Linked DNA regions of Homo sapiens: region 2 is linked to region 1. The links are chromatin loops, found by intact Hi-C in ENCODE. Cell type or tissue: K562. All regions are shown on one strand. Each heading gives the region's core, and the rest is flanking DNA. Links, peaks and the distances in the headings are about the cores only. Region 1 has its middle 140 kb from the start of RBMX2. Region 2 holds the start of GPR119 (G protein-coupled receptor 119).

Region 1 (16,710 bases), core at 3,864-11,863:
ACCTCCCAGTTAGCACTCAGAAAGCTGGGCACACCCAAGGTCAGCAACCCCACACTTTCTCTGACTTCTTCCCAAACTTAACCACACTCAGCCCAAGGGTGATGCAGTCTCTATCACTGCTGTCGTTGATATCACCCACCCAACTTCTCCCTGGGAAAATTAGGACTCTGTGCAAAGCATCTCTCCCTCTCAAAGGCCATCTCGGGGCATGGGGCCTGCCTTTTAACACCCAGAGATCTCTGTTGAGTTCGCACCACATTCATGTTGGACTCAACAAAATTGTCTGTATATGTATCTGGCTCAGTGTAGGGGGAGAAGGGTACATACTTCAGAAAATTGCTTCAAGTTGTACCAAGTTAAGCCCAGGGCCACATCCAAATAATAGGTTGAAGGTTTCTTATCTTTGCACTGTGGTATAAAAATAGTTTCTTCCTCTTGATCTTGATTCTTCTCTTTGGCAGTGGAAATACAATTCTTTTTTTTCTGAGCAATCTCTATTTTCAATGCAAGTCTTTAGCACACTAACCTATTTACACTTTTGAAAAAGCCTAAGACTATGATGCATTCTCAGACTTCCAGGGACCCTCAGCATTAGAATCCAAGTGTCCTTGCAATTCACTGATGAAGAATGGAGACAGGTGAATATTTGTTATCTGTATTATACAATGAACATTAGTGGTCAGAAGATCAAGGTTATGCACTGCTACATGGAAAGCCATTGTCTTAATGCATTGTGCAATATTCATAATAAAAGGTGAACATTCTTTTTGCAATGAAATTTCTCTTTCAGTCAGAAGGAGCATCTGCTAGGTGAGTAATTTTCTAGAAGGAATGGAATTTTACACCTGTCACAGAGACCATTCCCTATTAGGTCTTTTAAATTAGAAAAGGTTAATTATTTCATGTCTGGTTATAAAGACTTCATTGAGGCTTCATATGCGATATGATTAGGAGGCTATTATGACAAATATCTGATTGTTGGTGTGATAGAGATCACCACTGTGTCTTCTGCAGCTGCGCTGGTATGCCTAAACTGAAAGAAGAGCACATGTGGTGTTTGGTAATGAAGAGTAGCTAGTTGACATTAAGGAGTTCAGGGAGTTGGCATTAATCAAACACACATTACTGTGTCTTGTTCTTTGTATCCAAGAAATCAAAAAGAAAAAAAGAAAGTCTTGGAGTTTTCCAATTTTAGGCATGATAAAAACTAGTTTCATTTAGACCATATCAGATCATTTTTCCCAGATTTTTTTTCTCTATCACATTTGCAACACACTAATGTAACAACTGAGGTTAAAAGCCTTCAGGACTCCAAGTGTTGCTTCCATTTCCTAAATGACAGCAATGGCAGGACACTCCTCCAGATGATGTGGTTCCCATGGTCCATCAACTCGCAACCAGCATTGGTGCATTCCTCGCTTTCCTAGTCCCTTACCAGCTGCTCAGTTGGCCACCACATTCAACTTTGGCCTTGTGTCTACAACATACATGAATGGGCCTCCCTTCAAGGACTTCATTAATAGCCTTCAGCATCTGCTCACATTCCAAGCATTGGGTACTAACTCCAGAGAGGGACCGGCATATGGCTGCATTGTTCTACTTGTCGAAAATGAAAAACACAGGAATGTGCCCTCGACTTCTGAACTTTAAATTTCTGACTACTGCTGCCTTAAAACAAAAAATGTAAACAGCCCTGTTTGCTTGTGTGTGTGTGTGTGTGTGTGTATGTGTGTGTGTTCATGCATGTGTTTCTATGTAAATACATAGAAAAAGATTTGAAAATATTCACATCAAATATGCATCAATATGTTAATAGTCACCCATGAGGACTGAGATTGGGGGTGAGTATATGAGAAATTTTCACTTTTAATACAGTGTAAGTCTGTCTGCATTGTTTGAATTTGGCAACAATTACGCAATCCTGTTATTATTAAAAAATAAAATCTATGTAAGCATAGAGAAAAGTTGATGAGGACACACATCAGAGGGTTTAGAAGTGCTACCTCTGGAAGGTACAATTAGAGAGAAGGACTTTTGCATCCTTATAGATCATATATATTTTAAAATTTTAAATGTTGTGTTTTGGGCATTTTTGTTATACGTAACACTATGGCATTTTTAAATTAAACTTTTAAATTAATGCTTGAAACTATAGTTACAGAAAAGTATTCTAGACCTCATGGATTTTGTTAGTATCTATGACTATCAAGTATTCATTTGGTACTCCCATGTGCTAGTGATATGACTTTAAGTCTAACGATTTTTCTTTTCTTTTCCCATCACCATCGAATGACTTGGGGTTATAAACAAGTGCATAGTTATATGCGCCTTGGCCTGAATGGATAAAGTTAGGAAGTAAAGCACAAACTTTCTGTGCATTCTGTAGAATGTAAGCTTCATGAGGTGAGAGATCATGTCTGTTTTGCTCATCACCACACCTCTAGTGCCTAACATTTTTGCCTGGCATATAGCAGATGTCCAATAAAGGTTTGTTGAATGACTAGATGAATAAGTGTTCAAAACCAAAGGCAAAGTGAGATCTCTGAATGCAGAAATCTATGAGTTGAAATATCAGGGACCATGCTATGTAGAAGGTAAGAGAAGAAGAGAGGAGCACGGCTTAAAGAGACCCACTGAACTGGAAAGTAAAGAGACCTGGGCCTGGCTGGGAGCATGGCTCTCGCCTGTAATCCCAGCACTTTGGGAGCCTGAGCAGGCAGATCACGAGATCAGGAGTTTGAGACCAGCCTGGCCAAAAGGCCAGCCTGGCCAACATGGTGAAACCCCGTCTCTACCAAAAATACAAAAATAAGCCGGGTGTGGTGCCGGGTGCCTGTAATCCCAGCTACTCAAAAGGCTGAGGCAGGAGAATTGCTTGAACCCGGGAGGTGGAGGTTGCAGTGAGCCAAAGATTATGCCACTGCACTCCAGCCTGGGCGACAGAGCGAGACTCCAACTCAAGAAAAAGAAAAAAAAAAACAAAAAAGAGACCTGGGCCTAACTGACGGGATGAGTGTCTTTGGACAGGTACTTTCCTTTCTCTAGAACTCAATGTCCTCATTTGTAAAGTGAGAGGATTAGAATAAATCTATAGTACTCAAACTGTTTACAACAATAACTCATATTATTTAAAGGAAACACAAGACCATGTAAAATAGTTACAAGTGTAAAAATCCATAGAGAAGTCTGAGATGATGTTAACCAAGTGTTAATGAGGGTATTTGGGGAGGATTTTTTAAGTTTCATTATAGTTTTCTCCATTACTTGAATATTTCATAGTGATCATGTATCAGTTTTACAAAAACAAACATCATTGTACTATGTTAAAGTAATGAGCAGACTATGAAAATAAAAGAAATAAGAGAAGTATTACAGTGACCCAATAGGATTAAAAGAGAGACCCTGAGAGTTACAATCTCTCCTGGTAAGATCAAGCCTCCTCTGGACTTGACGCCTCTCTTAAGAACATCAAAGGGCCAGGCGCGGTGGCTCACACCTATAATCCCAGCTCTTAGAGAGGCAGAGGTGGGAAGATAGCTTGAGTCCAGGAGTTTGAGACCTGCCTGGGCAATATAGCGAGACCCCATTCTCCACAAAAAGTAAAAAAAAAAAAAAAAAGGGAGCCCAGTGTTCCACCTGCTCCTAGTGAGAGTGAGACCACAACTCCACCTCACCCCATCATTCCCATTATAGACCACACTGCACTACAGGACACACCAGTCCCAAGGAGAGGCTACATTTAAAACTAACCATCTGTTCCCCAGCCAAGAGATCATCAGGTTTCATCGTGCTCTAAATGCCTATTTACTTCAGTCATCACAAAAGTTCAAACCATCTAGATCATCCATGATCACTCACATGGAAATGAATTCCTGCACCTCCTCATCTCACTCAATCGACCACCCCTTCCCAACCCTCCCAAACCCTTTGACCTTTCTCTCTGCAAAATTCCCTACATTCTCAGCTTCTCCAAAATTTTCCTTGAACTTTTGGGTTTATCAAAAACTCGGCTCCCCTCTGAAGACATTGCTTCCTGTACAGCGCTCTCAAGTGGTGACTATTTTTTTTCTCATACTTTATGTACCACTGGACCCAGAGGTGGAACAGGTGTCCTCTTTGCTCCCCCTTACCACTTCCTGTGTGTAGACCTTCCCCAAACTGCCTGCCCCAGCTTCTTTCAATCACTTTGCTGTAAGACTAAGTTTCAGAGTGTGTTACCTGCTACACCTCCTTGTTGTTATCATCTCCCCTCTTCCTGTTCACTCTCCCTTATTCATTGATGATTTGAGCTTGTGGTTCACTGTCTTTTCACAACTGCCCCTGTCATCTTTCTTGGTGATTTCAATATCTATGTGGAGTCTGCATACATACATGCATGTGTCTGTGCAGACCTACATTCATTGTCTACATTGTGAATAATCCATATAGCACTCTGGTCTCTCAGCTGCTTGACCTCCTCCACTCCAAAGATCTTGTTCTCTCTTTCCATCCTTGGTCACCCACATCCAGGCTTATTTCCTAGATCTCGTCATAAACTACTGCAGGACCTTCAACATCTCAATTTTATTTTTAAAAAATTTCTTTTTAGTCAATGTTCTGCTGAAAAAAATCTCAATTTTAATCACCCCACTCTTTTCTCTCTCTTCCTAATTCCCTCTAATATCTCCACTCTAACAACCCTCCCACTGTTAATCATCTTTTTACCCTCTATCACCCCCTCATATCTTCACTTACATGTTTATTTCACTTAGATTCTACGGTCCGTTATTATCATCACTCCTTGGCATCCATCCTCAGCTCCCCAATTCCCTCTCCCATCATCACACCTACCTAGAAAAACTGGAACAAAGGTTAAGTCCAACTTTTCGTCTTGTCTACATCTGCATCCCAGTAACTGATCCTGGCTGGAGTAAGCTTCGTGTTAAGCTTTATGCCTAAAATCACAAGTGGGCTCTCATTCTCCTTAGAAACCACTCCCAAATTTGAGTCTCTAGCTCTGAACTCCTTCTTGAATTCCAGGCTCATATAACTAACTTCCTACTGAACATTGCCTCTTGAATGACTAACAGGCATCTCAAATTTAATTTGTCCAAAACCAAACCATGATTTTCTCCTAAATCTGCTGTCTTTCTGCATTTACCATCACACTTGTTGCTAACTTCATCCTTTCAGTTCCTCAAGCTGAAACACCTTGGAGTCATCTTTGCTTCTCTTTCTCTTGGGCCAACTCCCATTTCATCAGCAAAGGCTTTTGGGTCTACCTTCCACATATATTCATTACCAGATCACTTCTCACTACCACTATTGCTGCCATCCTGGTTCAAGCTCCCCTTATCTCTTGCCCAGATTACTGAAATAGCTTCCTGCTATGGGTTACAGTCTGTCCCCGCCAAAAATATATGTCGTGATGCTAACCTCCAGTACCTTAGAATGTAATCTTATTTGGAAATAGTGTCATTGCAGATGTAATTAGATAAGTTAAGATGAGGCCATACTGGAGTAGGGTGGGCCCTTAATCCAATATGACTGGTGTCCTTATAAGAAGAGGAGGGAGACACAGAAGGGAGATGGCCATGTGAAGGCAGAGACACACATGGAAAAAGCCATACAATGACAGAAGCAGAGATTGGAGTGCTGCAGCCGAAAGCCAAGGAATGGCAAGGATCAATGGCCACTGACAGAAGCTAGGAAGAGGCAAAGAGGGATTCCACGCAGTCGCAGAGAAACCATGGCCCCAATGACACCTTGGTTTCAGATTTCTAGCTTCCAGATTTTTGAGACAATCAGCTTCTGTTATTTTAAGCCACCTAGTTTGTGGTACTTTGTTAGGGTTTCCTAAGGGAAAATAATATACCTCCCAACTTGTTTCCTTGTTTCTACCCTTGACCACCCACTGTCTAGTTTCAACACAGCAGCTGGAATGATCCTGTTAAACCTCTAAGTCAGCTCATGTCTCTCATCTGTTCAAAACCCTGCAATGGCTCCACATTTCATTCCGAGTAAAAGCCTTACAAAGACCTGTAAGTCCCTATAAAAGCTGGTCCTCTGTTCCTAATCCAGTCCATTCTTCTATTACTCTCCCCCTCACTCACTCTACTTCAGTGACATTGGCCTACTTTTCTGCTCCTCCAGACATGCTTCCATCAGGTCTTTGCACTGTGTTCTCTGTTGTGACAAGTGCAAAGTCTCTGAGGCTTGCCTAGCTTTGAGGGTGACCAGCTTACTTGATTATGCAACTTCACATACAAAGAAGCCCACAGGTCCGAATTGAGGGGTTGGGGGAAGCACAGTGTTGTGAACTATCTATATGAGAAGGCCAAAGTGTTTAATGGCTAAGCAAACAAGACTTGGAGTCCAATAGGTCTAAATTAAGTGATCAAATCACTTACGATTTCTGGGCCTCAGTTCCCTCATCTATAAAATGGGAAAATAACGTTGTGAACCACACTATTAAATCAGATGGAGCATGCAAGGTGCTTGCCACATAGTTAGCACTCAATAGGTATCAGCTATTATTATTATTAATCGATAAAATTTAAAAGAAGTTTAAAACTGAGTACCAAAACACCAAAAGTATTTTGAGGCCTACTAAAAAAATAAACTAGCCTGGCATTTGAATGGACACATTTTCCTGTAGTACAAGTTTGGGCTCAAGAACTTCTTAGGGAAATTCAGATGAAACATTTGTGGAACCCTAGGATTTCACCAAACACAGATAGAACATGACATTTTTCTTTCAGGTGTCTTTCACCTCTGACACTCTCTGTATCCCAACGATGTAGTCATCATAACAACAGGGCAGTGGCACAATCTTGGGTCTGGCAATGGGCTTGCTTCATGGCCAAAGTTCCCCAACAAGTACTACCACCACCAAACACCTTCTCACACAAACCCAGCTCCTGACACTCCCCCCGCTACACCCCAATATGAGGACTGATTTTGCTTTCAAGCAAGGAAACTATCCATTACCTTTTTTTTTTTTTTTTTAGAAAACCATCAAACTTGGCTGGGCACAGTGGCTTATGCCTACAATCCCAGCAATTTGGAAGGTCGAGGTGGGCGGATCACTGAGGTCAGGAGTTCAAGACCAGCCTGGCCAACATGGTGAAACCCTGTGTCTACTAAAAATACAAAAATTAGCTGGGCGTGGTGGTGGGTGCCTGTAATGCCAGCTACTCAGGAGGCTGAGGCGGGAGAATCGCTTGAACTCGGGAGGAGGAGGCAGTGAGCCGAGACCATGCCACTACACTCTAGCCTGGGTGACTGAGGGAGACTCTGTCAAAAAAAGAAGAAGAAGAAGAAAAGAAAACCATCAAACTTAGAAAGAAGCAGATTATTTCTAATTTATAAAAATAAAAACAGGTCTCACAACTCCAAAGAAAGGGTGATATATCTAGGACAGGACCACTGGCAGGGTAATTGTGACAATTCTGCCTCGCAGAAGTGTGAGAAAATTGTAGGAAGAACCTACGGAACATCAAGAGGATTCATGCTACTACATAGGGCAAAAATTTAAAATTAGGTATAAATGAAAAATCCAATATTTTAACAGTCATGATGTAGACAATAGAGTCCACATCTTCTGATTTTAAAAGTAAGCCGATGTAAGATAGATTTAAAAAAAAAAAGACCTGGATAAAATGCTGATATTTTAAAAGATGGATGAAAGCTTTTTTGAAGTTTTTTTTGAGACAAGGTCTCGCTCTGTCACCTAGACTGGAGTGCAGTGGCATGATAACAGTTCACTGCAGCCTCTCAGCTGGGACCACAGGCATGTACCACCAAGCCTGGCTCATTTCTTTTATTTTTTATAGAGACAGGGTCTCGCTATGTTGCCTTGGCTGATCTCGAACTCCTGGGCTCAAGCGATCCTCCTGCCTCAGCCTCCCAAAATGCTGGGATTGAGTACAGGCGTGAGCCGCCGCACCCAGCTGAATTTATTTTAAGGTTTCAAAACATGTTACAGCATTCTCAGAACTTTGTATGGGCTTTGACAGGAGCGCGCCCTCTAGTGATTTCAGCAATGCCTTACACGTGAACAGGCGCCTGCGGCGAGAAGACTAACGTGAGCATTTTTAACATTTCCTCTAAAAGTGAAAAAAGGAAAATGATCTATCTAATTTTAGCTTTAAGAAAATTATCCCCCCTTCAAAATCTTATACCATCAAAATCTGTTTACCTTGAGAATTATCTTTTTTCGACATAAAGAAAATATATCCAGCGTTAATAGTGTCTTTGGGCAATAAACTCATGAGTGATTTACCTTTTTTTTTTAATAATAAACATGCGTAACCTTTAATTTTGAAGTATTTTTATTTTGTAATGTTGCAATCAGATAGAAAACTGGAAGTGATAGCATAATAAGCACCTGTGGACATACAACCCAGGCCTCTGGAATTATACCATTTTGCCATATTTGCTTCAGAGTTTTTAATAATTTTGTATTTTAAAACTTACAGAAAAGTTACAGGTACAATTCAAAGAGTTTTTTTTCTAGTTGCCAATTTGATGTCCCATAGTCCTCAAATACTTTAGTATTTAACGGGCGCTAGGACATTTTCCTACATAACCACAATTCATCCATCAGAGTTTTCAGATTTCACTTAAGTTCTACCAGTTGTTTCAACAACGTCCTATGATAGCTCTAATAACCCATACCAGGCTATCCGCACACATAGTCACCCTCCTCCCATTAGGTGGACTCCAGCACCCCAAGCTAGGTTGTCCTTCCTGCGTGGATGCCTTCCTCACCCCCACTAAGGCTCTGATAAGCCATAGGGGCTCCCCACTTCCCATCCCCATGTAGACCACAACCTTGCTCACCCTGTTCAGGCTCAAAAACCCAGAGCACTTTTCACAGATGCTCTCCTCATCCTGCTTGGGCTCAGACCCCCCTACCCAGGCTTTCCCCTACATAGATGCCTTGCTCACATTGCCCAGGATATAACACACCTGCACCACGCCACCCACATGTGTGGATGCCCTCTCCCAACCCCGCTGCAGCTCTGATTTCTCATCCTGGGCTGCCCACGTACAAGGAGACCCTCCTCACTTTGTTTAGGCTTTGTTCTGGGTCTTCTAAAAACATATGTTGAAATCCTAACCCCAAGTACCTCAGAAGATATCACAGTTTCAAATGGTGTCCTTATAAGAAGATGGCCACATGAAAACAGAGACACACAGGGCCATGTAAAAATAATTCCACACAATGACTAAGGCAGAGATTGAAGTTACGCAGTTGAAAGCCAAAGAATACCAAGGATTGCTGACAAACCCCCAGAAGCTAGAAACGGGCAAGGAAGGACTCCCTCATAGGTTTCAGAAGAAGCATGGCCCTACTTGCCATGGTGAGCAGTGACTATTTGGGGCCAGTGGTACGCAGGTAAGAAGAATTTACCTAGACGGTTGTAGGTAAAGAAAAGCAGATTTATTAAAGGATGAAGACACATAGCAAGAGTGCAATGAATGGGCAAGTTAGCAAGAGAGGAGCTGACTACCAGGAGATGAAGGCTTGCTGGGGATTTTATAGCATGGTGCTTGTGCTGTGTGCTGAAGAGGGCTTTGTGCAGTACTGAAAACCCCAAGGTTGCAGTGAGCCAATCTGCACTTTTCTATTAGCTGAGGGTCTGGTGATAGCTGGACACAGGAAGATTGTGAGTTATTTGCTCAGGAGGGCCGTGTCTCTTGGAGTATGAAGAAAGGCAGACATATAGCTTATCTGCTTTTTCTTTTTGCTTCCTCTTGGTGCTGCCATCCTGACTTTTTTTCCCTAAACAGGATTCCACATTCCCCCTGTGACAGAGCAACAATGACAAATCTTTGGTGTGTGGGTGAAGGTCTCATCTTCCAACTGCTTATTGCTGACCAGGGGCATAGAGTTGGCCCTACCTAGGATTGTTAGTCTGTCAGGAGGTTATGAGGACCTGAGTCCCTGAGTTGGGAATTAAATTGGGCAGGGTGGCTGTGGGACCACGGCTGAACAGCATTTGCAGCCTAAAATTTTGTCCTGCTGTGTCCAAAGGAGTGTTGTAGAGTTCTCTTAGTGGCTGACATCCTTGATGCAGTAACATTTTGGTTTGAAATTTTTATATTCTAGAAGACACAAAATGAGATATATAACATTAACGATACATGCTGTAAATAAACAAACTAATATGAGCATTATTATAGGCAGGGGAAGTGGGGTAACCCGTGGCCCAACCCAACCGTAGGATCTCTAAAACAGTTGTGCAAAAGAGGAATCTTGAGGAACTCCTTTTTGAAGGCCCTCTGTTGTCCTGATGTTTTCTTTTATCTTTTCCAAACTTTCTTCTACTTTACCTGAGGTATTGATGTAAAGCAACAAGTTTCATTTAACAGTGTGCAAGTGCCTCCTGCCTCAGTGGTAAGCACATCCAAAGCACCTTGATCCTGCAAGACAACCCCTGCCAATGAATCTAGGGCCCGTTGTTGGCCCTCAATGGCTGTTACTGTAGCTTCTCAAGATTGTCGGACTAGGATGGTGAGATTATGAATGCTACACTTAAGCATGGGTATACCTGCAAACCAAAAGATTGCACAGGCTACAGAATGTCCTAGACCATTCCTGCCTGCCACGGATTCTCAGTGGTGAGGATGCCAGATGATGGGAGGTTGATTAAGTCACGTTTCTGTTTTTTTCGAATGGCCTTTGTAGGGCCTGATTTCGGAAGGATCCTAAATTTGGAACTTGGCTAGAGGTTATGAAGTCTGAGGAGTTATATATATATGTATATATATATACACATACACACAAATATATTTATATAAATTACATATATATTTATATGCAATCCAGGTATGGCTGCAACTATAGTGCACGTGCCTTTCCACTGAATAAGCAAGGCTAGAAACAGGTTGGGTCCACATGAAAAGAAGAACCCAGTTTCTGTTAAACTCCTGAGGAGGGAGCTCGTAACCAGGCACAGGTGTGGTTAGTTTGGATTCCAGTATAATTTGCATAAATCCAGGGATCCCATGGTCCCCAGGGATCAAACGTGGATGGACAATGACCCAAAAAGTAGTCATTCATGCATAAGGGGGGAAATGTTTGACCTGTTGTGTTATGTGGATGTGGAGCCTGAGAGATAAGATTTGTAAATATAAATGGGATAAGGGAAAATCGAGGAAAAGATGTAGATATGTTGGTGAGGTTAAGAAGTTGTCCAGTTTTGACCCCTATTCCTATATATTCCATCCTGTTAGCTGAACTCTTTATAGGCATAAAGGAATCACTATAAAGGTTGCTGGCCTTAACTTTGTCTTTTCCCCACCATAGAGAAAATCTGTGGGGGCACACAGTGAACTCATCACAGGCATCGTATGGCTCCCATTCCTGGTGTGTTTGACTATAGTTGAGGGTGGAATTTCACTGGGCTTGTGTTAAAGCCCCTAGGAAAGGGCCAGACTACTTGGAGTTTTTAACGCAGAGGCGAGCCTTACAGGCCATTCTCTGGTGCCTTCCCAATCCGTTCAGTTGCAGTGGATGATTGTCACGAGGGATTGGTTGGCCTAGGTCCCCCTCCTAAACCTGTGTTTTTGATGTGCATGTAAATAGTGTGGTCAAATCCAGATCATTGGGCTTGTGTGTTATCTATAGATAGTGGGACTGCTAGGAGTGTAATACCATTCTCAAGTGCCTGCCTGCGTGGGCATATTCAGTAGTCAGTACTGTGTTATGTTGGCAACTTGATATATTACTGGCTAGAGTGGGTGCCTGGGTGAAGCCATTGAGACAATAGTTAGCCATGACAGAATAAAAACAGAGCCACATTTAAGGAAAATAACAATATGTGGGAAACTCAGGGAGACAGGAAAGAAGAAGGGCTGTAAAGAGTATAAGAAAACAAAATGTTAAAAAAAATACCTACTACCTTAGGATATTGATGTTATGGTGTGTGGGTAAATAACATTACCAGGACAAATATAAAGAAATTTCATCTGGGCAGTAGTCTTGGAGATCCCCCTCCAAATAGCAATCATATGCTACCTTCCTTATAAAAGTATTAATATCAAGAGGGCGAAGCTGCTCAAGAGAGGCAGTTGGATCACTACTGAGAGCTTGCAGTAGAATAGAATAAAGAGTCAGCTTTAAGAATAAGGTGTAAGAGAGGTGCTGGACTTATTTCTATCAACTTTAAGGGAGGTTAAAAATTCTAGGTTGTTTGGTTTAATAAAACTTGTTTTACCCTTTTTCTTTTAACTTTAAATGAGTTTCCAGTGTTTACATTCCAGTTAGACCATAAATAATGAGTCTTAGCACCAGCAGCTTAGTAATGGCAGATTTAAAGCAGGCAGAAAAAAAGAGAGGAAGACAGATAGCTTTAGAAGACTTGACTTAACTCTTAGTACAGGTTAACCATTTGAGCTCTGAATTTTTCTTGTAATTTGCCCATCAATTTAAAATGTGCACAAAAATGGGCCATAATATGTAATCAGCTGGGGTTTTTAAGAGAATAACAAAATCAAGGGTTAGGATGTTAGAAACTGCCTTTTCCTTTTGAGGCTGGACATTTGGATTGAACAGAAAAAGAGAAAAAATGAAAGGAATGGAAAGAGAAAGGTTAATCTTTACAGAAGGACTTGTGAGCCTTCCAGCCACTGTATGGTGTGAGGCCAGCACCCCTCCCACCCTTGTTTATTTCCCATCAAGGAGAGCCTTAGCACCCCAGATTTACACAGTGTAGGACAAATTCCTCCCACCTCTGCAAGTCACCAGTTAAGTTGAGCTATTTTCAGCTGGAGCAGAGAGCCCCTTCAGCTTAAAGCCATCAGGGGTTGGGATACTGTCCTGGGGGGCAGGGGAGGCTTTGGTTCTCAGGGCAGTCCTGTTTCTACTGGCCGAGTTTGTGGCAGAGGGGACAAGCCATGCAGGGGTTTTCCCATTTATCCCATTGGGGCACTTTGCCTTTTAGTGGCCTGGCCTTCTGCACTGATGGCAGTTATCTGGAGGAGTGTCCTTAGGACAACCTGGAGGGGGCTGGGGCTTGTAAAGCAGCCTTTTTGTCCCTGCATTTTTCTCTCTCCTTAGACCTGTCCTTCTGCTGTTCTTGGTTATAAAATACTGAGGAGGCTAATTTGAGAATTTCTTGCATAGGGGCCATGCTGTATCACACGAAAAAATTAGATGTTTCTTTTTGAGAGTTTGAGGGTGAAATTTATCCCAATGTTTTAGAATGCAGCCTAGAGGTGAGTCTGAAGGAATTGACGGAGTTTGTCCCATAGTGGGACTGGAAAATGAGCCATTTGGGGCTAATTGAACCACGCTTTCTCTTGGGGCATCCCGCCAAGATAAAAAAAAGGTCCCACTCATGTCTGCTGAGGGACTCAGGTGCACTTTCTAAAGGGGCGTCCCAGCTATTACAAAAGACCTCTCAGCCACTCGGGGGTCTTACACTGGATGGCCAGTCCAGGTACTCACTTACGCTGGGTGAGCAGCCCAGGTACGAGGAAAAAGGGTAAAGGAAGAACTCCATTTGGTGCTGGCCCAGGAGAGGGGCAGGTAAGGGAGACTCGCCTCTCTGAGGCGGAGATCACCTGGTTGAGCAACGTTCAGAACAGGATGGCTGGCTGACTCCACCAGAGAATTCAGAGTAAGAAACATGGTCTGAGTCACCCAAAACATGTGTGAATTCACTCTGAATGAACTTCTGCTGTCAGCTAAGTCACACACAGGAATTAGGGACTTTAGACTAAAAAAGGTAAGAGAGACAGTCTTCCTTCCAGGCAAGGCAGCCAGCCCTGTTCACTCTCTGGCCTTCAGGCAACACTGGAGAGTGGCCCTAGCCAGTTACCATCAATTGCCAGAGGGATACTAGAAGCTGGCTGCTGCGACACTGAACAGAGAAAACTAACTCAGGTCCCTCACTCACCCAAATGAGCATGGCGCTCAGATGCTTCCCACACAGACACCTTTCAGTCCCGCTGGAGTGTAGCCCCAGCCAGAGACCTACAGTTGTCTCCACGCTTAGATGCTGTCCACCAAGGGTCCCGAGTTGGGAAAGAAAAATTGAGAGGGGAGAGGGTTCCCTGTAAGGAGAGAGAAAGCTCCTGCACAGAGAGAGGAGTTCCTGTACAGGCCACCAAAATGTTGCAGGTGAGCAGCGACTATCTGGGGCCGGTGGCATGCAGATAAGAATTAACCAAGATAGTTGTAAGTAAAGAAAAGATGACTTACTAAAGTACAAAAACACAATGCAAGACTGCAATGGGCAAGTTAGCAAGAGAGGAGCTGACTGCCATAGACAAAGGCTTGCTGGGGATTTTATAGTATGATACTTGTGCTGTGTCCTGATGAGGGCTTTGTGCAGTACTGATAATGCCAAGGTTATCAGTACTGGAAACTAACTTGCATTTTTCTGTTACCTGGGGGTCTGGTAATAGCTGGACACAGGAAGATTGTGAGTTATTTGTGCAAGCGGGCTGTGTGTCCTGGACTATGAAGAAAGGCGGACATAGCCTGGGTGCGGTGGCTCATGTCTGTAATCCCAGTACTTTGGGAGGCCGAGGCAAGTGGATAACCTGAGGTGAGGAGTTCGAGACCAGCCTGATCAATATGGTGAAATCCCATCTCTACTAAAATACAAAAATCAGCTGGGCGTGGTGACATGCACCTGTAGTCACAGCTACTTGGGAGGTTGAGACAGGAGAATTGCTTGAACCCGGAAGGCAGAGGTTGCAGTGAGTCGAGATCATGCCAGCCTGGACAAGAGAACAAGACTCCATCTCAAAAAAAAAAAAAAGAAAAAAGAAACAAAAAGAAAAAAAAGGCAGACATAACTTTTCTTTTTTTTTCTCTCAGTCCCACCATCCCAACTATTTTTTCCCTAGTTAGGACTCCACACTATCAACACCTTGATTTTAGATTTCTACCCTCCAGAACTGTGAGACAATAAATTTCTATTGTTTTAAGCACCCAGTTTGTGGTAGTTTATTTTGGCAGCCCTAGAAAACTAATAGAGATTTTGGTATTGGGAAATGGGATCCTTGCTGTAACAAATACCTACAATTATGAAACTAGCTTTGTAATTGGGTAATGGGCAGAGGCTGGAAACATTTTGAGGCTCATTACAGAAGCAGCCTAGATTGCCTTAAAGTGAACATTGCTTGAAATGTAAATGTTAAAGGTACTTTTGGTGAGCTTCCTGGTATTGGGCATTGGAAGAAAGGTGATCTTCATTATAAAATGTCAAAGGATTCGGCTGAATTGTCTTCTACTGTTGGGAAGGAAGTAGAACTTGTAAGAGATGAGCTTGTTTATTTAAAGAAGGAAATTTCCAAGGAAAGTGTGTAACATGCATCCTGTTTCTGCCTTGATTCTTAGAGTAAGATGAGAAAGGAAATAGATAAATTAAGGAGCAAATTGTTAAGCATAAAGGAACCAGAACTTGAAGATTTGTAATATTCTCAACCTAACCATATTGCAAAAAAGTAAATAACCTGTGTTCTGGCTGGGCATGGTGGCTCACACCTGTAATCCTAGTACTTTGGGAGGCCAAAGTGGGCAGATCACTTGAGTGCAGGAGTTTAAGACCAGCCTGAGTAACATGGCAAAACCCTATCTCTACAAGAAAATACAAAAACTAGCCAGGTATGGTGGTGTGTGCCTGTAGTCCCAGCTACTCAGGAGGCTGAGGTAGGAGGATTATCTAAGTCCAGGGAGGTCAAGGCTGCAGGAAGCCATGATAATGCCACCACACTCCAGCCTGGGTGACAGAGCAAGACACCATCTCTAAATAAAGAAAGAAAGAAACAAGCTGTGTTCTGGAGAGAAGACTAAAAGTATGGCAGAACAACCATTGATAAAGATATTATGACTTACAGATATCCATAATTGTGACTTATGGATCCAATCAACCATCTAGCAGAAGCCAGGAATTGAGATGCAGTTATACAGTAAAGATCTATAAAGTACCCTCTTTTCTGTTGGCTTGGACCTCCATGAATTGCAGGGGAAGCCAACAAAATTTTTTTAGAATTTTATACCTCAGAAACACAACCAGCCTGGACTAAAAGAAACTGAAAAGGACAAAATGAAGGAAGAATGACTGGGAAAGCGATACATGCAGATAACTGAGCCATTTGGACCTGCTATATTCTAGAGAACAGGGCCACTGCCCAGGCCTGAGGGGGTGGGACCTCTCCCCAGGGCCAAAGGGGACAGGTCTACCACCAGGGATCCCAGGACCACTGCCTAGTCCTGAGGGTGTCGGGATAATGGCAGGGTTCCAGTGGGTGGAGACACTACCAAGATTCCAGAGGTGGTGCTGCTGCCCAGGGCTGAGAAGCGGGGGTGGGGGGTGTTGCCATCCAAGGCTGAAAGAGAGAATCACCAGTAGGGTTCTAGAGAGTAAGTTTGCTGGCAGGGCTGAGAGGGTGGGACTGCCATCCAAGGGTAAGGGAATAGGGTCACCTCCAGGGTTGCCAAGGGTGGAGGCACTAACCAGGGCTGAGAGTGCAGGGCTGCCATCCAAGGCTGAGGGGGCAAGGTCATCACCAGGATTCTAGAGCACAGGGCCACTGCCCAAGGCTGAGAGGGTGATGTGGCCACCCACAGCTGCTGCAATGAGATCACCACCAGGGCTCCAGATGGTGGGCCCACTGCCCAGGGCTGAAAGGGCAGTGCTGCCATCCAAGGCTGAAGGGGTGAGGTCACCAGCAGGGTTCCAGATGGTAGGCCCACTGCCCAGGGCA
Region 2 (16,710 bases), core at 2,948-10,947, 150 kb after region 1:
GTTCCTCCTCATTCATTCTGTGTCTGTTCCCCCCTCCCCATTCCAACCCAGCTATTCATTAACTTTGTAAAATTATCTTGGCAATGAAAGCTAAACAGTGACAGATTGCACATGGGGTTTATCTGCTCCTAGGAATCTCAGGTTGCTTAGTTGTGGGTTGAAGTAGCCATTGCAGAGTGGTAAACTAGCATGCAGCATTATCTTGCTGACTTCTTCAAATGGCTGTGAAATGAGAGAGTTAAGACTATACCTGGGGATTAGTCATCAGTGTTCCGAGAGAAGCTGGAGCAAAAGAGTAGAATAAGACCAATTTAGATTGAGAACATGAGAAGGCTATTATTACTATGCAGCTGGTAGGTTCAGCAGAGGTATTCTGAAGGTGAGAGAGCTGAATATTGCTCCAGTTTTCCTGGAACTGAGAGGTTTCTGAGACTTCTGACTTTTGGAGCTAAAATTGGCAACCCCAGAACAAACCATGATGGTTGATCACCCTAGGAGATCCTGAAGTAAATAACGAAGCAAGGAAGTCGGATTTTCCATAGATGTACTTGCATTTGGCAGGAATTGGTAGGTAAGATGATGCCTAGAGATACCCGTAAGTCTGAGTTGAAAAGAGGTGGGGATGCAGAGGACCCTCTGAATCTAACATCTGAAAGTAGAACGAGGGTTTGGCATCCAAGGTGGCTATAAGTGATCTCCACCAATAGCATCCATTTAGAAAATATTCTATGCAGTATTTAGTTCTAGCTTCTGAGGGTAATGCTAAGGTAGTCAAAGGCAGTCCCCACATTCAAGGAAAGGCTGAACTATCTAGCCAGAGTCATCTCCCAACTTCCCACCACCACACCACACCCCCAAACAGTTTTTCCTCCAGACTTCCCTATTTTGGGCAATATTATCACCATTTTCCTGGTTGCCCATACTCAAAAACATGGGTTTCATATTTCAGTCTTCCCTATTCTTCACCTCAACATATCCATTCACTCACCAAGTCCTAACAATTGTACTATTGAAGTATCTATAAAATGTGTCTCTTCCAGTCACAGTCCTATCTGAGCCATTAGTACATGCCTCCTAGCTCTTTCAGTACTCTTCTAGCTGCCCCAGCCCCTACTCTCCATTCTCTTCTGTCACTGCTCCCCCACTAAAAAACTCAACTTAAGCCGGGCTCCACTTCTATCCATTCCCTCGAAGGCCCCTTTCATCATCCCACCTAGGCACCTCTGCTGAGAGAGCCTCATAGCCCTGGACCACCCTCCTCTCTCTCACTGAAATCTGCCCAAGCCCCAAGCCCCCAACAAGTCATTCATCATGCAGGAAACCTTTCCCGATCTTATGTGCCCACAGTGATGGCTCTCACTTCTGAACTCTGTAACACTACAGAACTCCTTTATGTTCTTCTCCCAGAAAGACCATGAAATCCTGGAAGGTAAAGGATCTGCATTTATAAGCCCCTCAGAACCTCAAGCCTCGAACATTTTCCTATATACATAGAATGCAACCAATATACTTACTGGTTAATGAAATTGAAAAATCACACAACTATGATTACCTTTAGGAAAACAGATGAGGGTAGGGGTAGAGAAGACTTTATTTTATTTTCCCTTTGTTCATTTCTATATGGTTAGAATTTTCCTTTTTTTATTTTTATTTTTATTTTTATTTATTTATTTTTTTTTTTTGAGACAGAGTCTCACTCTGTCACGCAGACTGTAGTGCAGTAGTGCAATCTTGGCTCACTGCAACCTCCGCCTCCCAGGTTCAAGCAATTCTCCTGCCTCAGCCTCCCAAGTAGCTGGGACTACAGGCGTGTGCCACCACAGGAAGACAGCGAGGAAGCCATGTGAGTGTCTGGTAAAACAGTATTGTTCTGAGACACTCTTTTGAGTGTATTTCAGAAACAGAAAGGAGGCCAGTGTGGCTGGAGAGGAGTAGGCAAGGGGGAGAATGATAGATTTTTGTTTATTTGAGAAAATCTTACTTAGTACCTACCATGTACCTGACACTGTTCTAGGTACTTTACATGTATAAATTCATTTACTTCTTGCAACAACCCTATGAGGCAGATATTATTATCCTCACTTGGTAAATGAGAAAAGAGAGGCACAGAGAGGTTAGGTTGCTTGCCCTAGGTCACACAGCTGGTAAATGGTAGAACCAGGATTTGAATCCAGGTCATATAGCTCCAAAGTCTGCACTCTTAACCCCTATACACAGGATAAGTTGAGGTAAAGAGAACAGATCAAACATGGCCATGCTGGGTACTGGCTTTGGAATTTACTCAGTGTGAGGTAGGGAGTCACCAAAGAACTTTGATCTGATGTACATTTTAGTAGGTTCACCTTAGCTGCTGTGTTGATAACAGACCAGGGAGGGGGCAGGGGGTGCCTACAGTAGAAGCAGGAAGACCAGTTTGGAAGCTCTACAATAAATCAGACGACGGATGATGGTGATTTGTCTCCAGGTGACAGCAAAGAAGATGGTGTTCCATGCTGGTATTGTTCCAAACTAAAAAAAAAATGTATTTTAAATAAAAATAAATAAGAACACACATGACACCAACATAAAGGCACATCCTTTGTTTGTCAGTGCCCAGACACTGGCCTAGATGCTGGGGATACTACAGTGAATAAGACCACATGACCCAGTACCTGCCCTTGAGCAGCTCACGGTGTTACAAGATAGTTACAGATATAAATAAGTACTTTGTATTCAAGGTGATGAATGTCATATTGAATGTATGAGTGAAATGCCTTTAGAACCAGCTGAGGGATAATTAATTCTGGTGCTGGGGGTCAGAGGAAGCTGGGGGTGGAAAGTAGATTGTCAGGGAAAGTCACATAGAGTCAGGTGACTGTTGAGCTTGGCCTTGAAGGCAGTCACATGTAGATGGAAGACGCAGGATGGGTACCACACAGAAACAGCATTTCAAGCAGTGGAACCACCAGAGGCAAAAGCATCAAAGTGTGAAAAGCATATGATGTGACCAGGGGATGGGATGGGGCAGAGTGGTAATGGCTGAAGATAAGGATGGAAGAGTTCTGGCCATTTTGTTAAGGGCCTTGTAGATGAAGCCAAGAAGTTCTGATTCTAGCTAGTAGGCAATGAGAAGTGATCATATAGCTTAATCATTCAGTCATTCAACCAGTCAACCAGCTGACCACTTTTGTTGAGGACTTGCTATAGGCAGACACTGCTTTAGGTGCTGAGAATATAAAGGTGAACATGCTCACCCTATAAGGAAAACATATGTGGGGACAAAAACATAATCCGAGCATGTTTCTTTGAGCCTGGGAGTGACGTGGTCAATTTTCTCTTTGATCACTTTGGAACCAGTGTGGGGGATGGATTGAAGGCATGCAAGTCTTGATGCTGGGAGATCAGTTAGGATACCAGTTGGCTGTGATGAGCAGGAGCAAACAAAGTCAACAGATTTCATAGCCACAACATGCTGATTCAAGTAGATGTGGGTAGTGAGGAAACATCTAAGGATGATGCTTAGGTTTCCAGCTTGAGACACTAATTGGGTGTGACACACTTTGCTAAGGTAAAACAGGCAAGAAGACTGGTTTGGAAGAAAACTAATGAATTCAATTGGTAAATCAGTTAAAAATACTGGAGGAGTCAATAAAGGAGACTGAGAAGGAGGATGACAGAGGAAGATGAAAAAGCGGGAGAACGTGTATTCTAAAAGAAAAGGGGAGGGGCCCAGTTGTTCACATCTGTAATCCCAACACTTTTAGAGGCCAAGGTGGGAGGATTGCTTGAGGTTAGGCATTCGGGACCAACCTGGGCAACATAATGAGGCCCCCATTTCTACAAAAAATAAAAAAAAAATCCAGGCATGGTGGTGTGAGCCTATAGTCCTAGCTACTTGGGAGGTTGAGGTGGGAGGATCACTTGGGCCCAGGAGGATGAAGCTGCAGAGAGCTGTGATTGTGCCACTGCACACCACCCTGGGTGACAGAGCAAGACCCTGTCTCTAAAAAAAACACAAAATTATATTAAAGTAAAAGGGAGTGAAAGGTGATCATTATTATCAAACACTGCAGAAAAGTTCTCTTGGTAGAAGCACCTTTAATTTTTCAATGTTTTCACCCACTTATTTCAATTGATCCAAAACAACATCACCATCAGGAAAACTGATTTGAGAGGACCCATAAATCTAAACAGCATGCCATCGTGTACTTACCTTCTCCCATGCTGAAGACTTAAGTGTCGGATGGAAGCAAAACACAAGTCTAAAAGAATGGATGTGGGCCATACTTTCCTTGTGTTAAGAAAGCAGATTAAGTGTATGTGTTTATAAAGTCTGTTCCTTAATTGTAGGTTGCCTAGGAATAAGAAAATAAGAAATGATGCATTGTATTAACAGAAGATCTTATCAACTCTTCAGGGATATTGACTTAAGATACATGCATGATCTTTAGGGAGTCTGTGAGGACCCTGAATTTGTGTGTACGATGTGTTTACATGTGAACATGTGCATTTTTTAGAAAATCCATAGCTCCCATAAGATTCTAAAATAGTTCCATAGTTCAAAAACAATAGCTAAGGACAGTTGATTTAGAGCATCTAATGATTACCTATGAATTACCGTCAGATAACTGAGAGCAGTTTGCAAAGCTTAGCAAGCAGGTGTTGTAGTAGAATTCTCGTGAGTTATGTGAGTCAGAGATAGATAAATTGAAAGCACAGTTGCGCTGCCCTGAGCTCCCCCGTGGCTCAGCACAGCTGCTTGCTCCCAGCAATCTGATGCTTACGTAGACTCTTGAGGGATTGGAAAAAGAATCCCAAACTCTTGAGGAGGAGGAGGCCAAGTTGCCTCCAGGGGTGAGTATGACTTCTAAAAGACGCACAACAGATGTCTTTTACCACCTGCCTGTTATTGTTCACCTTTCCTCCACTGCCTAAGCCAATGCAGCGATTTTCCATACCTCAAGCAGCACAACTTTCAGAAGCTGCCAAGATTCTTGATGAGCTGATTAAAAAGCAGAATCTAGTTCCAGGGAAGAAAGGGAGAAAGTAGAGAAAAAAAGTGCTGGAGGAGCATATGACTCTAGTTCTGGTAGAACCCACCTGTAATCACAAATCACATTTACTCTAAATTCATAATGTGAAGTTCCCATTGGCATGCGGGCCTAAAGGGCATGCTGGCTGGACTGAACCAAATGGGACAATCAGACCCGGTGGGAGGAGAAGTAGCACTGGGCAGATCTAACTGGAGCTGAATGTAAAAGTATTTTTCAGGGATAACAGGTACCTACCTAGAGCAAGAGTTCCCAAATGGTCATCACAATTTCACCTAGGTAGGTCAGTCCTCCCAAGCCAATGACTAGTGCCCACTCCCTGTTCTCCAAAAGATTCCTTGCACGGGCAGCTTTTACCCTCCTCTTATTCATTTTCACTGTTCTGAGCCAGAGTTTTCCTGGGGTGCTCTGTTGCCTGAGGTGAAGAAGCCAGTTACCGGGAGTGCTAGATGAAACACTGATCCAGGGTATAGGAGATGGTCTACAAATTAGGGAAAGGAATGAGTGGGCCACAGCTCAAAGAAGCCAGATCACTGAGACATGACAATGTAAAGACCAGAGCACATGAGTGCTCGGGGACAAGCTGACAGACAATGCTAAGCTTCTAGAGAAGAAGCACAGGATGGGTCTGTCTTGGCTCAAATCACAATGATGTTGCATGAAGGCTGGCAGCATTCTACCCTGGAATGGCAGGAGGTGGCATCCTTCTTGAGGGTGGATGCAGGTTTTCAAGGCTATAGGATGATGCCACACAGCTTGCATTCCATCTCTGGTCAGCAACTTACATTCTGGAGAGAACAGGTGGGACACATAGAGCTTGGCAGACCTGAGTTCAAATCCCAGTTCTACCACTTGCTAGGTATAGAAACTTGGGCAATTTAATTAGCTTCAATTAACTTTTTTGTGGTAGCCTTCCCAAGTTATGAAATGGTGATAATATCACCTCTTAGAGATCTTGCAAGGATTGTGATAAGAGGTGAATATTACTAATATTTATAATAATATTATATTCTTTTCACATTCCAAATACTCCCAGCCATTGTTACAAACCCCCTGACCCCTTCTGCAACCCACAAATCTTACCCCCTAGTGAACGAAACCAGTTCTTCCTTAGGAAAAAGGTGGAAATCGCTTTCTGAGAGTTGGAGGGCTGCTATATAAAACTCAGCCTAGCATGACCCCCTGACTGGTGTCTTTCTTGAAGAATACACTTCAAGAAAGATTTGCAATGAAAAAAGCTAGAAACATTAATTGAATATATATTTTCTCCCCTCACCCCACCCCATTCCACAAGCCATGGACATCGGCCAAAAAGGTATGTGTGTTTTTACTCAACTCTATTCTGCAGGGGACGGAAGGATTTCAGCCTACTAGTTGTAACTATATAAATCCTTTTTTTAATGGAGCAAGAAGGTTCTGAGTCCTGAGTGACAAATGAAAATGTCTTCAGGGACCATGCTAGGTCCCTGAAGAGCTACTCTGGCTTGCATGAATCCCAGCTAAGATGCAACAAATTCAGAGCAACCCAGAAGTGCAAAAAGTGTCCTATTTATCCAGCTAAACAGGAGCAGAGCCTTTCCAAGGATTACTTTCTCCCTGCAGAGTGTGCCCTCTGCTGGGCTTCCTGGCCACTGGCATTTTGGCATCTCAGGCCAACAATGCTGCTGTTTCCTGGCTATGTAGGAACACTTGTAGTATTGCAACCAAATGCCTCTTGGGCAGTAACCACCGCCAAGCAGCGATATAACCAGGACCTAGTTTTTGAATTGTCTCCACATACTAACCCTTGAAACCAATGTATTAATTTCCTATTGCCGCTGTAACAAATTACCCCAAACTTTGTGGCTTAAAACAACACAAATCTATTATCTTCCAGTTCTCGAGGTCAGAAGTCTGAAATCAGTTTCACTGGGCTAAAGTCAGAGTGTTGGCAGGGCTGATTCCTTCTGGAGGCTCTAGGACAGGATTCCTTGCCTTGCCTTTTCTGACTTCCAGAGGCCTCTTGAATCCTTGGCATGTGATCCCTTCCTTGCATCACTCCAACCACTGGCATCTGTCATCACATCTCCAAAACTGCCCACTCTGATCTCCTGACTCCCTGTTTTAAGGGCCCTTATAACACTGGGCTCACAGGGATGATATCACTGGGTTCACAGGAAAAATCCAGGATAATCTCTCCATCTCAAGATCCTCAACTTAATCACATCTGCAAACTAGCTTTTGCCAAGTAAGGTCATATATTCATAGGCTCCAGGGATTAGGATATGGACATCTATGCAGGGGGCATTATTCAGCCTACCACACCCAGGCTTCTGCAACATGGAATACCAAAAAGACCATTGGACCAGGCGTAAGGAGAACTGGATTCCAAATCCCAGCTCTGCCACCCCTTTCTAGTTGGGTAACCTTGGGCAGGTCCCTTTATCTCTCCAAGCCTCAGCTTCTTTACTTATGAAATGGAGATGAGATAATAACCCATAGCTCACAACATGTTATTGAATGTATGAAAAGCTCTTTCCTATCATAGTAACTAACATAGAATAGGCACTCCATAAACCTGCTGTGTAGGCAATGTTTGTGTGGGGTGACAGGATGAGTAGTTAGAAGGCTACAGTAATAGTGCAGATGAAAGATAATAAAGTACTGAATGAAAGAGGCAATAGCAGGAATGGAAAGCAGGAGTGATAAGATAAATGGAGAGGTACACATGAGTCCAGATTTATACATTTCCTTGGGCTCAGGGTAAAATGAGCCTCATTTTCCATGATCATTGGACTTTATTTAAAAAGAAAGGCTTCTACTACTTCTCAGCCTAACGACCTTAAAAAAACCCAGAGTATAAAAGTGTCAGCTTGAAGGCCAGTGTGATAGGATGTGCAAAGGCACAGAGACACAAACTGGTAACAAAAGGGGACAAGATGTAATCTCTGTGGTTGACATGAGATGGGATGAACTCTTGGTGGCTGTCCACAGGTCTCACACAAGCTGCTGGCCTGTATGTCGATTTCCAACATCTTCCACTTATAAGTGGTGTAGCCCTTTGGAAATAAGTCACCCTCTCTGTGTGCCTTGATTTCCTAACCTGTAAAATCAAGGCATGAATAGTACCTACCTTACAGAATTGTCGTGAAGGTTAAATGAAACTCCATGTTGTATATTTAGCACAGTACCTGGCACTTAAAGGCCCCATAAATGTTAGCTGGTGTCATCCATTGCTGCAAGAAGACTCAGATGCCCCAGAAGGATAGGGCTATTTCCTCAAAGCGCCTCCCACTCCAAGAAGAGCCTCAAATACTGATTCTCCCACCCTGTCATGTCCTACATTTCTTTCAATCCACATATACCCCTCTCTTTACAGTTGTAGCTCAGGCTAGTAACAGCAATATAAATAAAAGGAAACACACATCCTCTCTGTCTCTGTCTCTGTCTCTCTCTCTCTCTCTCTTTCTCTTTCATGTATGTATGTATGTGTTATTTTAATATATATAATGTGTATACTATATAGTGTACATATGTATCTGTGTATTTTGTATATAACATATATTACATACATAAAATAGTGTATATATGTATGTGTATATATAAATATATACAGTTCTGTGGCACATAATGATGTTTCAGTCAACAATGGACCACGTATATGATGGTGGTCCCATAAGATTATAATACTGTATTCTTACTGTACCTTTTCTGTGTTTAGATATATTTAGATACACAAATACTTTCTGTGTTTAGATATATTTAGATACACAAATATTTAGATACACAATTGTTACCATTGTGTAATAATTACAGTATCCAGTACAGTAACAAGCTATAGGTTTGTAGCCTAGGAGCAATAGGCCATACCATATACCCCAGATGTACAGTAGGCTATACCATCTAGGTTTGTGTAAGTACACTGTGATGTTCACACAATGACGAAATTGCCTAATGATGCATTTCTTAGAACGTATCTCTATCATTAAGAGATATGTGACTATATATATTTGCATGGGTGTGCACTCACACACACATGCACTTTTGTGTTGTTTGGAAAATCCCTTTGCAAAATGGTGCCTGGGTTGGAACAGGGAGAGGTAGTTAAGGGGCATGTTTGTTTCTTTTGAAATTACATAGATACATTCTCGCTGTGAAAATATATGACAAGTTATCCGGCGCGGTGGCTTACGCCTGTAATCCCAGCACTTTGGGAGGCCAAGGCAGGCGGATCATCTGAGGTCAGGAATTTGAGACCAGCCTGGCCAACATGGTGAAACCCCGTCTCTACTAAAAATAGAAAAATTAGCTGGGCGTGGTGGCAGGTGCCTGTAATCCCAGCTACTCAGGAGGCTGAGGCAGGAAAATCTCTTGAACCCGGGAGGCGGAGGTTGCAGTGAGCCAAGATCGTGCCACTGCACTGCAGTCTGGGCGACAGAATGAGACCCTGTCTCAAAATAATAATAATAATAATAAAATATTATATATTATATATATATATGACAAGTAAAAAGTATTCAAAGCAAATCGTGACTCTTCAGCCCCCACCAGTCCCATTCCCTCCTCAAAGTTATTCACTCTTTGTTAATAGTCTCTTTTCTATGCATTCTGTGCATTTACATCCACATATATTTGGGTTCAGGGGTTTTTTTCATAAGTGAGCCAAGACTCTAGAAACTGGTTTCTGATTTGTCAATCAACAACATATCTTGGAAGTCTCTTTATATCAGTACATATAAACCTATATCATTCTTTTCACACTGCTGCATAATATTTTATAGTAATATATGTACCAGTCTAGTCATTCAGGAAGAGGTATTTATTAAATGTCGCTACACCTTTGTCCTTAGGCAAGATGCAGCTAAATCATCACAGGCACATGGCTGATCGAGGCACCATGAGAAATTAGGCCTGGCTTATCCTGGCTACCTTCCTAGAGTTCCTCTCCCAGTAGCCTGGTTCCAATGGCAGACTGTTGAAGGGGGGTTTGGGGGGGAAGAGATCCATGCAGCAGAGAATACCAGCGTGGTAGGTAGAAAAATGTCCCTCAACACAGATGTTCGTGTCTTAATCTTAGGAACCTGTGAATATGTGACTTCACATGGCAAAAGATACTTGCAGATGTGATTAAGTTAAGGATCCTGAAATGGAGGAGTTATCCTGGATTGTCCAGGTGGACCCAATGTCATCACAAGGGTCCTTTAAAAAGGGAAACAGGGGGCCGGGTGTGGTGGCTCATGTCTGTAATCCCAGCGCTTTGGGAGGCCACGGCGGGCGGATCACGAGGTCAGGAGTTCGAGACCAGCCTGACCAACATGGTGAAACCCCGTCTCTACTAAAAATACAAAAAAATTAGCTGGGCGTGGTGGCACATGCCTCTAATCCCAGCTACTCAGGAGGCTGAGGCAGGAGAATCGCTTGAACCCGGGAGGCGGAGGTTGTGATGAGCCAAGATGGCGCCACTGCACTCCAGTCTGGGCGACAGAGTGAGACTTTGTCCCAAAAAAAAAAAAAGGGAAACAGGAAGGTCAGAGAAGAAGACGTGACCATGGAGTGATGTGTCCAGGAGCCTAGGAGTGCAAGCAGCCTCTGAGAGCTGAAAAAGTTGAGGAAATGGACTCTTCCCTAGAGCCTCCCGAAGGAACACAGCTCAGCTAACACCTTGACTTCAGCCCTGTAAGACCCACTTTGGACTTCTGACCTTGATAATTGTAAGATACTACATTCGTGTTAAGTCAGTTTGTGGTAGTTCATTACAGCAGCAAAAGAAAACTAATACAGCTAGACACCTGAGAGTAGGAGAGAGGCAAAGATAAATGTGCATGCAGATCACCTGGAGATCTTGTTAAACTGCAGACTGCATCACTAGGTCTTGAGTAAGGCCTGAGATTCTGCATTTCTTCTTTCTTTCTTTCTTTTTTTTTTTTTTTTTTTTGAGACATAGTATCACTCTATCACCCAGGCTGGAGTGCAGTGGCGCAATCTTGGCTCACCGCAACCTCCACCTCCCAGGTTCAAGCAATTCTCCTGCGTCAGCCTCCCGAGTAGCTGGGATTACAGACACCCATCACCACGCCCAGCTCATTTTCATATTTTTAGTAGAGACTGGGTTTCGCCATGTTGGCCAGGCTGGTCTTGAACTCCTGACCTCAAGTGATCTGCCCGCCTCAGCCTCCCAAAGTGCTGGGATTACAGGCGTAAGCCAGTGTGCCTGGCCGAGCTTCTGCATTTCTAACAAGCTCTCAGGTCATAACAATGCTTCTGATACACACTTTGATTAACAGTGTGTTAATTTGATTAGCAGAGACTAGAAGACACTGGATACCCATGTAACATTTTACACTTTATGAAGCCTTTTCATAACTATCATACCTCATTTTTAAAAATTTATTTTTATTTATTTTTATTATACTTTAAGTTCTGGAATACATGTGCAGAACGTGCACGTTTGTTACATAGGTATACATGTGCCATGGTGATTTGCTGCACCCATCAATCTGTCATCTACATTAGGCATTTCTCCTAATGCTATCCCTTCCCTTGCCCCCCACCCGCCCAACAGGCCCCTGGTGTGTGATGTTCCCCTCCCTGTGCCCATATGTTCTTATCATTTTTCAGCTCCCACTTATGAGTGAGAACATGTGGTGTTTGGTTTTCTGTTCCTATGTTAGTTTGCTGAGAATGATAGTTTCCAACTTCATCCAAGTCCCTGCAAAGGGCATGAACTCATTCTTTTTTATGGCTGCATAGTATTCCATGATGTATATGTGCCACATTTTCTTTATCCAGTCTATCATTGATGGGCATTTGGGTTGGTTCCAAGTCTTTGCTATTGTGAATAGTGCTGCAATAAACATATGTGTGCATGTGTTTTTATAGTAGAATGATTTATAATCCCTTGGGTATATACCCAGTAATGGGATTGCTGGCTCAAATGGTATTTCTGGTTCTAGATCCTTGAGGAATCACCACACTGTCTTCCACAATGGCAGAATTAATTTACACTCCCACCAACAGTGTAAAAGCATTCCTATTTCTCCACATCCTCTCCAGCATCTGTTGTTTCCTGACTTTTTAATGATTGCCATTCTAACTGGCATGAGATGGTATCTCATTGTGGTTTTGATTTGCATTTCTCTAATGACCAGTGATGATGAGCATTTTTTCATATGTTTGTTGGCTGCATAAATGTCTTCTTTTGAGAAGTGTCTGTTCATGTCCTTCACCCACTTTTTGATGGGGTTGTTTTTTTCTTGTAAATTTGTTGAAGTTCCTTGTAGATTCTGGATATTAGCCCTTTGTCAGATGAATAGATTGTAATAATTTTCTCCCATTTTGTAGGTTGCCTGTTCACTCTGATGATAGTTTCTTTTACTGTGCAGAAGCGCTTTAATTAGATCCCATTTGTCAATTTTGGCTTTTGTTGCCATTGCTTTTGGTGTTTTAATCATGAAGTCTTTGCCCATATCATACCTCGTTTTATCATCCTCACAACCTTGTGATATAACTATGACTGTCCCCATGTTACACATGAGGAAACCAAGGACAGTGGTTCTCAACCCTGGCTGAATATTAGAATCACCCAAGGAACTTTTAAAACTCCCATTGCACAGTTACCACCCAGAATAATTATGTTAGAATCTCTTGGTGTGTGGCCCAAACAGCAGTATTTTTTGGAATCACCAGGTGATTCCAATGCACTGCTAAGGGTAAGAACCATTGCACTAGAGCAGTGCTTCTCAAAGTGTGGTCCCTGAGCAAGTAACAGCAGTATCTGGGAACTTGTTCGAAATGCAGATTCTGGCCAGGCACGGTGGCTCACGCCTGTAATCCCAACACTTTGGGAGGCCCAGACAGGTGGGTCACCTGAGGCCAGGAGTTCGAGACCGGCTTGGCCAACACGGTGAAACTCCGTCCCTACTAAAAATACAAAATTAGCTGGGCGTGGTGGCTGCACACCTGTAATCCCAGCTACTCAGGAGGCTGAGGCAGGAGAATTGCTTGAACCTGGGAGGTGGAGGTTGCAGTGAGCTGAGATCACACCATTGCACTCCAGCCTGGGCGACAAGAGCGAAACTCCTTCTCAAAAAAAAAAAAAAATAAAAATAAAAATAAAAAAGAAAAGAAAGAAAGAAATGCAGATTCTCAGACTCACCAATGACCTGAAACTCTGGGAGTAGGACCCAAGAACCTGGGTTTTAAGACACCCTCCAGGTGATTCTGATACACTCTCAAGTTTGAACATGGGTTTGAAAAGGGCTAACTTGACTCCGTGGAGTCAAGAGCTGGGGAAACCCAAGCACACCTTAGGTCCAGGTATAAAATTAGGCTAGGTTCTAAGCAACTGGAATCAATCTCCTAATGGACATACCAAAGAATAAGAACTGTTTTCAGGATGGCAACTAGAATACTGAATCCCCACAACACAGTCTTTCTGATCCTTTTTTAGGAGAGACATCTGCCAAAGGCCCTCTCAGACTGTCAAAACATCCTGGAATATATTTGCGTCCAACTCTGCACCTTGCTCTCTATTCCCTCACTTCAAACACTAACCTTTCCCATTTGTGCTCTCACCTGAACTGAGTAAATAAGCTTCTAACCACTCTTCTCCCCACCCCTCTCTTCTTGGTATCCAAGATGAGAGTGGCAGGCGAAAGGGTAGTTCTAATGTACCCAAGCAAATGGATACACATCCTAAAACAGGAGTGACTTATGCAGCTGCCCCTCCAGAGTGCATCTCACCTGCTTCAGCAACACAGTTGCCCTTTGGTCTAACCTCCCCCCCTCAACCGCCCCCACGTTCCTATTCCTGGAAAATGGAAAATTCCATAGCCAAACATCAAGCAGACACTTCCCAGAATGCAGCTCATCTCCTCTTCTCCTCCCGCAGAGATACCTCAGGTCTATAGGATTAAGAAAGGCAAGCCCAGCAGCCACTACTCACTGACCAGACCTGGCCCAACATGCTGCAGAAATAATTATCAATTAGTATACTTGAGAGACAGCAGCGTGAGGTGGAGAATGGGTTCTAAACTGAATGACAGCTGTTAACAGTTTTTGGCCCTGTTTTTCCTGTCCTGAATCCTCAACTGAGATCCTAGGGATGAGAAACGGGGGAACAGCACGCCCTACTTGAGAGAATTAGAATTTGAGGCGCTAGGAAGCAAAAGGTAAGAAACAGCTTAAATGTGTGGTAGCACTCCTGAAAATATGCTGGGGCCCCTCAAAAAGCTCACCTTCCCTCACTTCCCACTTCAACTGATTATGAGCATCTTGCTTGATTAAAAGCAATTCATAATAGTAATTGAGAATTAGTAAGAAAAAGCTTAATTAAGCTGAGATTAATTATTTAAGCTGGTACTCGAGGTTTTGGAAGAAAAGTAGAAATTTAATGTCAAGGTATGGAGGAAGAAAAAAGTATGATTGGAGTCAATTATATCTTTTGACAGACAGGAGACCTGATGAATGTCCCTGTCCCTCCAGAGTCCCTGAAGCACCAGTGAAGGGAGAGGGCCTGGCGAGACAGCATGTACAGGTACTTGGGAGTTGTCTAGTAACTTGCTGGTTGGAGGGGGAGGGACTAGCTCAGGGCCCAGGGGGAGGTCTATACTGAAGTTGCTGCCTTTAGAGAGCTGGAGAGGCAGGAGGCTGAGGACTGAAAAGAGAGGGTGAGTAATTCTTCATGACCTGTAGGATCCCAAAGATGGCGACCTGCCAGCCTGGACTGCCAGCGAAGGCCAGAATCGTGCTGTAGCTCTGAACCCACAGCTCCTCTGCCCCTGGCCCATGAGAATTTCAGCTGGAGAGATAGCATGCCCTGGTAAGTGAAGTCCTGCCACTTCGAGACATGGAATCATCTTTCTCATTTGGAGTGATCCTTGCTGTCCTGGCCTCCCTCATCATTGCTACTAACACACTAGTGGCTGTGGCTGTGCTGCTGTTGATCCACAAGAATGATGGTGTCAGTCTCTGCTTCACCTTGAATCTGGCTGTGGCTGACACCTTGATTGGTGTGGCCATCTCTGGCCTACTCACAGACCAGCTCTCCAGCCCTTCTCGGCCCACACAGAAGACCCTGTGCAGCCTGCGGATGGCATTTGTCACTTCCTCCGCAGCTGCCTCTGTCCTCACGGTCATGCTGATCACCTTTGACAGGTACCTTGCCATCAAGCAGCCCTTCCGCTACTTGAAGATCATGAGTGGGTTCGTGGCCGGGGCCTGCATTGCCGGGCTGTGGTTAGTGTCTTACCTCATTGGCTTCCTCCCACTCGGAATCCCCATGTTCCAGCAGACTGCCTACAAAGGGCAGTGCAGCTTCTTTGCTGTATTTCACCCTCACTTCGTGCTGACCCTCTCCTGCGTTGGCTTCTTCCCAGCCATGCTCCTCTTTGTCTTCTTCTACTGCGACATGCTCAAGATTGCCTCCATGCACAGCCAGCAGATTCGAAAGATGGAACATGCAGGAGCCATGGCTGGAGGTTATCGATCCCCACGGACTCCCAGCGACTTCAAAGCTCTCCGTACTGTGTCTGTTCTCATTGGGAGCTTTGCTCTATCCTGGACCCCCTTCCTTATCACTGGCATTGTGCAGGTGGCCTGCCAGGAGTGTCACCTCTACCTAGTGCTGGAACGGTACCTGTGGCTGCTCGGCGTGGGCAACTCCCTGCTCAACCCACTCATCTATGCCTATTGGCAGAAGGAGGTGCGACTGCAGCTCTACCACATGGCCCTAGGAGTGAAGAAGGTGCTCACCTCATTCCTCCTCTTTCTCTCGGCCAGGAATTGTGGCCCAGAGAGGCCCAGGGAAAGTTCCTGTCACATCGTCACTATCTCCAGCTCAGAGTTTGATGGCTAAGACGGTAAGGGCAGAGAAGTTTCAAAGTGCCTTTCTCCTCCCCACTCTGGAGCCCCAACTAGATCAGCAGGAGCTAGGGGGATGAGAGCACTTGCTTCAGGCAATTGACCCCTGTCCCAGCATCCCCCACCCCCAGACTGACAGGTAACTGAGGCAGAGTCCTGACTTTCTTCTATAATCAGTTTCCCCATTTTCAAATCGCCACTCCTCCCTGTCCTTCTTTTGAAATGAGCCTGTCTCTGGTGTACAGGTACACTTACTTAAAGCAAGAAATGTACTGCTAAAAAGATGCTTATAGATCAAATTCTATTTTTGAGTATACCAGAGCAGCACTGTCCAACAGAAATATAATGTGAGCCACACGCATAATTTTACATGTTCCAGTAACCGTTTTATAAAGGTAAAAAGAAACAGGCAAAACTAATATTTTATTTATCCCAACGTAACCAATATATTGTTTTCAACATGTCATCAATATAAAAATTATACTGGTTTTTTTTTCATACTAAGTCCTTGAGATCTGGTGTGTATTTTGCCCTTACAAAACATCTCAATTTAAACTAGCCATATTTCAAATGCTCAGTAGCCACATGTGGCTAGTGGCTCCCATACTGAACAACACTAGAGAAATGAGGTTCTGTTATTTTTAAGTGTTTACTATAGTGACTTACTACAGTAATTGCTTTGGCAAGGTGAGGAGTCCCTCCTCCTCCTGCCCTTACTGATATTAATCAGAGATCTTATATGGTGAATGTGCCTAAAAGGTAGAAACCTCAATTCCTCTAAAGCTTGTCTTTTCGCACACCTCATGATGTTTAAAATAGGTTATTTCCCAAAGAAACACTA

Evidence for each region. A loop is a pair of places that touch in the nucleus more often than their neighbours do. Peaks named below come from ENCODE experiments on the same cell type or tissue, not always from the same donor. Only the 100,000 strongest peaks of a DNase experiment are listed, where the experiment ranks them.
Region 2: it touches region 1 in a loop (3-fold over the local background); 9 of 110 quality-filtered maps call a loop at or near these places.

The regions. Positions count from the first base shown.
Region 1 is chrX:130,531,194-130,547,903 of GRCh38, reverse strand. No RefSeq gene overlaps it. Among named protein-coding and RNA genes, the nearest start is that of RBMX2, 140 kb to the right of the region's middle. In K562, for the core only: CTCF peaks have their summits at 4,026 and 8,017 (motif pointing left); a DNase peak (open chromatin) is centred at 8,023; H3K27me3 peaks cover 613 bases.
Region 2 is chrX:130,383,594-130,400,303 of GRCh38, reverse strand. GPR119 (G protein-coupled receptor 119) reads left to right here and starts at 14,630. Exons shown (of 2, transcript NM_178471.3): 1 at 14,630-15,868. The coding sequence starts at 14,857. The coding sequence ends at 15,864. In K562, for the core only: a CTCF peak has its summit at 6,634 (motif pointing left); a DNase peak (open chromatin) is centred at 6,653; H3K27me3 peaks cover 503 bases.